Regions from separate parts of the Homo sapiens genome. Here regions 1 and 2 are each linked to region 3. Evidence: chromatin loops called from intact Hi-C (ENCODE). Cell type or tissue: heart right ventricle. All regions are shown on one strand.

Region 1 (2,500 bases), 380 kb after region 3:
CATCCTATCCTGCAGCAAAGTAGATGCTTATTCACTGCATGCCACTAAGATTGTGTGGGTGTTTGTTATGCAGCACTGACCAACTCATGATGGTGATGGCAGTGACTTTAATAAATATATCCACCTCCATTTTTACAGAGTAAGTTTTAGTAACACAGAGGAGACACAAACTACAAGGGTCCTGGGTTGTGAGGTCTGACTTGGCTTAAATCCAGGCTCTACAACTTACTGTGAGATTAGGACTCGTCATCCCAATGTCCTCATCTCTAAAATAAGAATAGTGTTTATCTTACAATGTAGTGATGAAGAATACATGAGACGATGCCTATTGGGTGCCTGATGCAGAGTAAGCACTCAACAAAACCAGAAGGCAGGGAGGGAGGGAGGGAAAAAAGGAAGGAGGGAGGGAAGGGGGGGAAAAGCAAAGGGGGAGGGAGGTAAAAAAGGAAGAAGGGAGGGAGGAAGAAAGGGAGGGCCAACAAGAGAAAAGGGGAGGGGAGGGGAGTGGAGGGGAGGGGAAGAGAGGGGAGGAAAGGGGAGGGGAAGGGAGGGGAGGAAAGGGGAGGGGAAGGGAGGGGAGGGGAAGGGGAGGGGATGGGAGGAAAGGGGAGGGGAGGGGATGGGAGGAGAGGGGATGGGAGGAGAGGGGAGGGGAGGTGATGGGAGGAGAGGGGAGGGGAGGGGAGGGGACGGGAGGGGAGGAGCGGGGAGGGGAGGAGCGGGGAGGAGAGGGGAGGGGAGGAACGTGGAGGGGAGGAGCGGGGAGGAGCGTGGAGGGGAGGAGCGGGGAGAGGAGAGGAGAGGAGAGGAGAGGGGAGAGGAGAGGGGAGAGGAGAGGAGAGAGGAGAGGGGAGGGGAGGGAAGGGCAGAGGAGGGGAAAGAGGGGAGAAAAGAAAACATTTTTATGCAAACAGAAAGTTCACCTGCAATTGAGGGCAAAAGTTCACAGCTCACACTTCACCTCCTCTCAGCTCTGTTCACCCAGCCTAGACTCTAAGAAGAATGCCATGCCTTTCTCCCTGCGCCTCCCGAGGCACCCAGCATTTCCAGGAGTCCCACGCCAGGTGTTTCATGCTTTCACAAGGCTCTCTTCCTTTAAAACCTGTTGCCACAGGAATAGAGCTTCCGTACTCACAGTACTGGCAAAAGACCGGCAGAAAGAATAAAGAGGGGAGAAATCCACCCTCCTGTATTCTCGCTGGGAAATTACCCTTAGCCTTTGATATATTAAAATTGAAGAGCTGTAAATGCCGGTTGCCATGGCGACGTTTTGCATGCCATCCTGCGATTGGTGGCGTAAGTTCACTTTCCTTGGGGTGTTGCAGCCTAATTAGCTGTTATTTTTGTCAGTGTGGAGGAACAGCCCACACTTGCGGTTTTTGGCGGTGATTGCAGCCCCTGCAGACTCAGTTAATTTTCACAGACTACAAAGAGAGAAATGACTGGGCCCCAGTCAAATTTATAGTCTCGGAAAAGTTGCCAATGTTTAACTAAGAGTCAGAGAAAATGTTAGAGTACTCCTCAACTACTCTGGCAATTTCGGGGTCTCTAGCAATCGCAAAACTTATTGGGGTTGGATTGGGGATAAAATAAGCAGTAGGGCCCGGCACAGTGGCTCACGCCTGTAATCCCAGCATTTTGGGAGGCTGAGGTGGGCGGATCACAAGGTCAGGAGTTCGAGATCAGCCTGACCAACATGATGAAACCCTGTCTCTACTAAAAATACAAAGATTAGCCAGGCATGGTGGTGAGCGCCTGTAGTCCCAGCTATTCAGGAGGCTGAGGCAAGAGAATCACTTGAACCCGGGAGGCGGAGGCTGCAGTGAGCTGAGATCACACCACTGCGCTCCAGCCTGGGCAATAGAATGAGACTCTGTACCAAAACAAATAAATAAAATAAAATAAGCAGTAGTTAACCCAACCCCAGACTCAGTCCTTTGTTCCTGGTTCCAGCTACCTCTGCCTCTCCCGCCAGACATGCGAGCACTTGTGAGTCTGTCCTCGCTGGAATGTTTAGCGTTGCACCGCCATCTCCTAGATGTGGGTACTACACACTAACAGTATTCAAGCAAGGCTAGCAGGGACATGTGAACGCCATTTATTTGATCCACTTCTCTATCTCCACACCCAAAGATGACATAATTATGCCAGCCCACTTGGTAGATCCAGCCAATTCCCTAAAGACCTCCAGGAAAGGAATTCCATGTTGCCACAAGCCTGAAAACCAGAAAGCTGTCTTGCTGCAATTCAAACCAATTTGTTTGCAATTTTGATTATTAAATGGTCTGAAGTTAACTTTGTATTATAATATGAATTGTTCAACTCAAATTCTTTCTCAATTTTTTTTTAAACTATCTACCATGTGTTTTTGAGAACTGAAGGATTCCTTCTCTCTAGGAAAGAGAGAAGCAGATTTTGCTTTGCTAATAATTTGGGTTTCATTTTTATGACTAAGCTAAGCCCTTCCTGAGGGACTGGTAGTGGGGAGAAATTGACGTGT
Region 2 (2,500 bases), 170 kb after region 3:
AACGGCACGGCTAAGTTGAGAACCCAGGTAGTCTGGCTTTAGCATTCATGCTCCTGATCACAGAGCCGCGCTGCCTCTTGAGAGGGCTGTGAAGAGGATTAAATTTAAAAAGGCACAGGAAATGCTGTCCCAGTAGCAACGCTGAAAGGTGCATTAGGGAGGGAGAGACTGTATCATGAAATCCTTGAATGCCTGGTGTCACCCAGGATTCTCCTGGTCTCAGGAGGTGTGTAGAGGTAATAGGCAAATTTCGCTTCTCTTCCTAAAGCCCAACCAGGAAGGAAATGTTCACAGTCAGCCTTGGTTGCCCATTCTAAGTTTGGACACTTGCAGAGCTCAGGAGGATCTTCCCTGTGCATAGATGAGGCTGTAAAGTGAAGAGTACAAGCTTCAGAATCAGACCTAGGATGGATCCCAGCCTTGCCCCTTGCTTCCTGGGCGACTTTGCCTGAGTCATGTAACCCCCTTTCTGTGCCACAGTTTACTTTTCTATCTCATCGGATAATATCTCCACCAAAGATAAATGGGAGGATGAAACAAGAGAATCGTGCAAAATCTTGGGTAAACAGTAGATGCTGTTATATGGAGCTTGTCTCTGATGGGATGATGTGAAGCCAACAGATGATGAAGTGGAGCTCCATGAAGCTCCACTTTTCCCTTGAAGCTGGGAAAGTTAGCAGAAAGTTGCATGATGGCAATGACTTTGATTTAGTAGACAGTGTGGAAATCCCAGTCTCGCCTTGTCAAACTCCTCTGAAGTGAAAAGCCTTAATGGGAATACCCCTTAAAGGAAGAGGTAGTGACCCACCCACCTGCGGCAATGAAGAAGAACTTCTCGGAGATGCGTCCTGACTGTCCAAAGGGAAGCAGCCCGGCTTCAGTATCAAGGTGCAGCTGCCGGCTTGCTCTCTGCAAATTTCACAGAAAGAGCCATCTAGTGGCCTGAACAACTGCGGTCCACCGGGTCTCTTGGAACCACCTTGTGTTGGGTGTTTCATGGGTCCTTTGAGGACTAAAGGGAGTTCGGTGTCTGAATCCAGCCAGACTTCAGAAGTCTGGGCACGGCTGGCTGGTCATACACGAAAAGGTGCCACTACTGCTCAGCCCCTTGAATAAGGAACTTCTCCAGTAGCAAACTGTCTACCCGAACTAGATGCCTCATGTTCGCAGGGAGGCGTCTCACTCTGTCAATCATGGCAGGAGGGGCAGGAGGAGGAGGAAACAAAGCTTTTACCTGTCAGCCAGGCAGCCGGCCTCTCTTGCTGGTTGCTCCTCTCACTTCCAAAACTCTCCTGGGTGGGACAACTCTGGCTCATAAACCTGCTGAGATAACCGCTGTGAGCCTCAGTTCCCACATCTGGGAACAGTGGGTAATACAAAAGAACAAAATCAGGTCCTTTGCAGCAACATGGATGCAGCTGGAGGCCATTATCCTAAGCAAATTAATGACGCAGGAACAGAAGACTACATACCACATGTTCTCACTTGGAATTAGGATCTAAACATTGAGTACACGTGAACATAAAGATGAAAACAGTAGGTTGAACCCGGGGGCTCACCCCTGTAATCCCAGCACTTTGGGAGGCCGAGGCAGGTGGATCACAGGAGGTCAGGAGTTCGAGAACAGCCTGGCCTACATGGTGAAACCCCGTCTCTACTAAATATACAAAAATTAGCTGGGTGTGGTGGTGCATCCCTGTAATCCCACCTACTCAGGAGGCTGAGGCAGGAGAATCTCTTGAACCCCGGAGGCAGAGGTTGCAGTGATTGGAGATCGCGCCACTGCACTCCAGCCTGGATGACAGAGACTTTGTCTGGAAAAACAAAAAGCAAAAAGGTGGTGACAGTAGACACCGAGAACTTCTAGAGGGGGACAAGGGTTAGAAAACTAACCATTGGGTACTACGCTCACTACCTGGGTGAAGTGGTCAATCATACTCCATACTTCAGCATCACACAATACACACATGCAACTAACCTGCACAGGGATCCCCAGAATCTAAAATAAAAGTTGAAATTATAAAAATAAAATAGATAAAAATAGATAACAGATGCCCAACATTGTGATAGAATCTGTTTATTGAGTTGTTGGTAGGATGGTTGTCTGTCTCATGCTATTAAAATATAAGCTCGATAGGAGCAGGCATCTGTCTGTCTTATTCACAGACATGTCCCCAGCACCTAAGATGTACTTGGCACTCAGTAAATATCTGTGAATGAATGTATGAAAAGTCGTTGTAGGAGTTCGCATGAAATGATGTGGGTAACCGCTACCTTTTATTAACTGCTAACTATTCTGAACTGTGTCTTTGCACTGGTTAAGTCAGCGTATCTTTTTAGCCCTGCGAGGTTTTGATATTATAGATAGTTTACGTAGGAGGAAAGCAAGGCTCAGAGAGGGTAAACGACTTTCCCTAGGTCACACAGCTGGGAAGTGGTAGAGCTGGATTTCAGATCCTCAAGAGTGACTCCAGGGCATACATTTATAACAACTTCATCG
Region 3 (2,500 bases):
CAGAAAAGAGTCCTTTCCTCCCAGTACCTCCCACTTCTACCTAACAATAAACTCTAGAATCCTTCTCACCTTTTTTTTTTTGTTTGTTTGTTTGTTTGTTTGTTTTGAGACGGAGTCTCGCTCTGTTGCCCAGATTGGAGTGCAGTGGCGCAATCTCAGCTCACTGCAACCTCTGCCTCCTGGGTTCAAGCGATTCTCCTGCCTCAGCCTCCTGAGTAGCTGGGATTACAGGCGCCTGCCACCATGCCTGGCTAATTTTTGTATTTTTAGTAGAGGTGGGGTTTCACCATGTTGGCCAGGCTGGTCTTGAACTCCTGACCTCAAGTGATCTGCCTGCCTCCACCTCCCAAAGTGCTGGATTACAGGTGTGAGCCACCACTCCCGGTCCTTCTCACCTTTTATTAGTAACTGCCATCACCATCATAGCTGGTCTTGGATTCATTAACTCCATCAGGTTATTCCCAGTGGTGGAAACAGTGAATGGCACACAATAGGTGCTCAGTAAATATTTTTGTTTCCTTCAGAAATTGCCTGAAAGATCAGATGAGATGTCTTAAAAGTGAGAGCTATGGAACCCCACTTTAAGATGACATTTTAAGATCCAAAGGCCAAAGATATTCTAGAACAAGGAATCATGCCTTGTTCCATGGGTTCTTGTCAGCTCCTCACCCATACTGATGGCACCTTAAGGTCCACCTGTGTTCTTAGTAGTTGATGCATAGTCCTGTTGATGATGATAAATAATAGTAATTAGCAGCTACCATTTATTAAGCACATACTACATGTTAGGCGTTTTATATTTAATGCTTCCAACACCTAGTGTTGTCAGCATTGTCAGAGTCACTGTTTTATGGACAGAGGAAGTGAGGCACAGAGAGGGGAAGTAACTCTCGCAAGGTTGCACAGCTCCCCACAAGCCCGTGTGCATAACCACCACGTCACTTGATGCTAAGTCCCGTTGATGGGACTGAAGACCAGCCAGACAGGGGAGGCGCCCTCTTCCAGGTGCTGGGCCTGCCCCGTCCCCGCAGCCCATAGGGGAAGTGTCCACAGCTGCAGGCCTGGCAGACACCCAATCTTCTCCTACCCTCTCCAGGGGCTGCTGTTCTCCATGCCCGTGGAATTGCTGAGATCCTGCAGACAGCAGTGAGAAGCTGGCTACTGTCGTCAGAGCCTTTCCCCAGGATGGGGCTGCAGATTTGGCCCCAGCCCTCCTTTGGCCTGCTCAGCTGGCCTGGGGCAGCAGGAGAGAGTGGAAGAGAGGCATGAACTTGCTTTCATCAGAGGGAGCCCAGGGCATGCTCTGTGGGTTCAGAGGAACTTCCTTGGGCGTGTGGGTGAGACCAGGCATGGCATGACACTTATATGCCACTTCCTTCTCCACCAAAACGTCCCTCTTTGTCTCAGTTGGTGGAATGAAGTGCAATGCAGTAGAGAAGCACGGGGACTTGGCGCCAAGGTGCCGGAGTTCGCAGCCTGGCTCTGCCACCCAGCAGCTGTGTGACTGAAGTCTTTGTGCCTCAGCTCCTTCATCTGTAAAATGGGGATGATGATGAACCCACTTCAAAGGGTTGTCAGGAGAAATAAATGAGTTAATACATGCACCTCATTTAGCACAGTGTCTGGGCCTGTATTAAGCACCATAACATGCTGCTGCTGCTGCTTCCTCCTCCTCTTCCTCTTCCTCTGCCCTCCTCCTCCTCCACCCTCCTCCCCTTCCCCCTCTTCCTCCTCCCCCCTCTTCCTCCTCCCCCCTCCACCTCCCCTCACCCTCATCTTCCATTATTATTATTACTGTTGATTCTTGTAGGAGGAGGAGGAATTGGATGAGGGAGATTTGCCTGGTCAACTCTGCCTCTTCCTCTCCCTCCTTCCTCTGGAGCTGTGTGGGGACTAGATTGTGTTGCTGGCTGTGTGGCCTGCGGTCAGTCACATAGCTTCTCTGTATGCATTTTCCCACCTAAAATGAATACAGCAATTGTAATAATGATAATAATGATAATATGCTTCATTTTAAGATGCACATTTTTTACTGTGTCGCCCAGGCTCACAGCCATTTTATTTTATTTTATTTTTGAGACAGAGTCTTGCTCTGTCTGCGCCCAGGCTGGAGTGCAGTGGCGCAATCTCGGCTCACTGCAACCTCCGCCTCCCGGGTTCAAGCAATTCTGCCTCAGCCTCCCAAGTAGCTGGGATTTTAGGCATGTGCCATCACGCCTGGCTAATTTTTGTATTTTTAGTAGAGATGGGGTTTCACTATGTTGGCCAGGCTGGTCTTGAACTCCTGACCTCAAGTGATCCACCCGCCTTGGCCTCCCAGAGTGGTGGGATTACAGGTGTGAGCCACCACATCTGGCCAAAGATACACATTTTTAATATTTAGTAAATAGCCTTTCTGAAATCTGGGATGAATTTTACAATTGATGTGTATGTTTCCTTAATGTTTCAGCACACACCCTTTTGCCCCAAATTGTTATTCAATCAATGATGCATGTCACAA

What was found. Peaks named below come from ENCODE experiments on the same cell type or tissue, not always from the same donor. Only the 100,000 strongest peaks of a DNase experiment are listed, where the experiment ranks them.
Region 1: it touches region 3 in a loop (4-fold over the local background); 3 of 110 quality-filtered maps call a loop at or near these places.
Region 2: it touches region 3 in a loop (4-fold over the local background); 61 of 110 quality-filtered maps call a loop at or near these places.

Annotation. Positions count from the first base shown.
Region 1 is chr16:17,069,843-17,072,342 of GRCh38, reverse strand. No RefSeq gene overlaps it. Among named protein-coding and RNA genes, the nearest start is that of XYLT1, 400 kb to the left of the region's middle. RefSeq lists an enhancer at 938-1,257. In heart right ventricle, no CTCF peak of the experiment used is centred here; a DNase peak (open chromatin) is centred at 1,244.
Region 2 is chr16:17,276,729-17,279,228 of GRCh38, reverse strand. The region is part of intron 2 of XYLT1 (xylosyltransferase 1); the gene reads left to right. Among named protein-coding and RNA genes, the nearest start is that of XYLT1, 190 kb to the left of the region's middle. In heart right ventricle, a CTCF peak has its summit at 937 (motif pointing left); a DNase peak (open chromatin) is centred at 922; H3K27me3 peaks cover 816 bases.
Region 3 is chr16:17,447,944-17,450,443 of GRCh38, reverse strand. All of the region lies in intron 1 of XYLT1 (xylosyltransferase 1), which reads left to right. Among named protein-coding and RNA genes, the nearest start is that of XYLT1, 22 kb to the left of the region's middle. In heart right ventricle, no CTCF peak of the experiment used is centred here; DNase peaks (open chromatin) are centred at 1,164 and 1,287.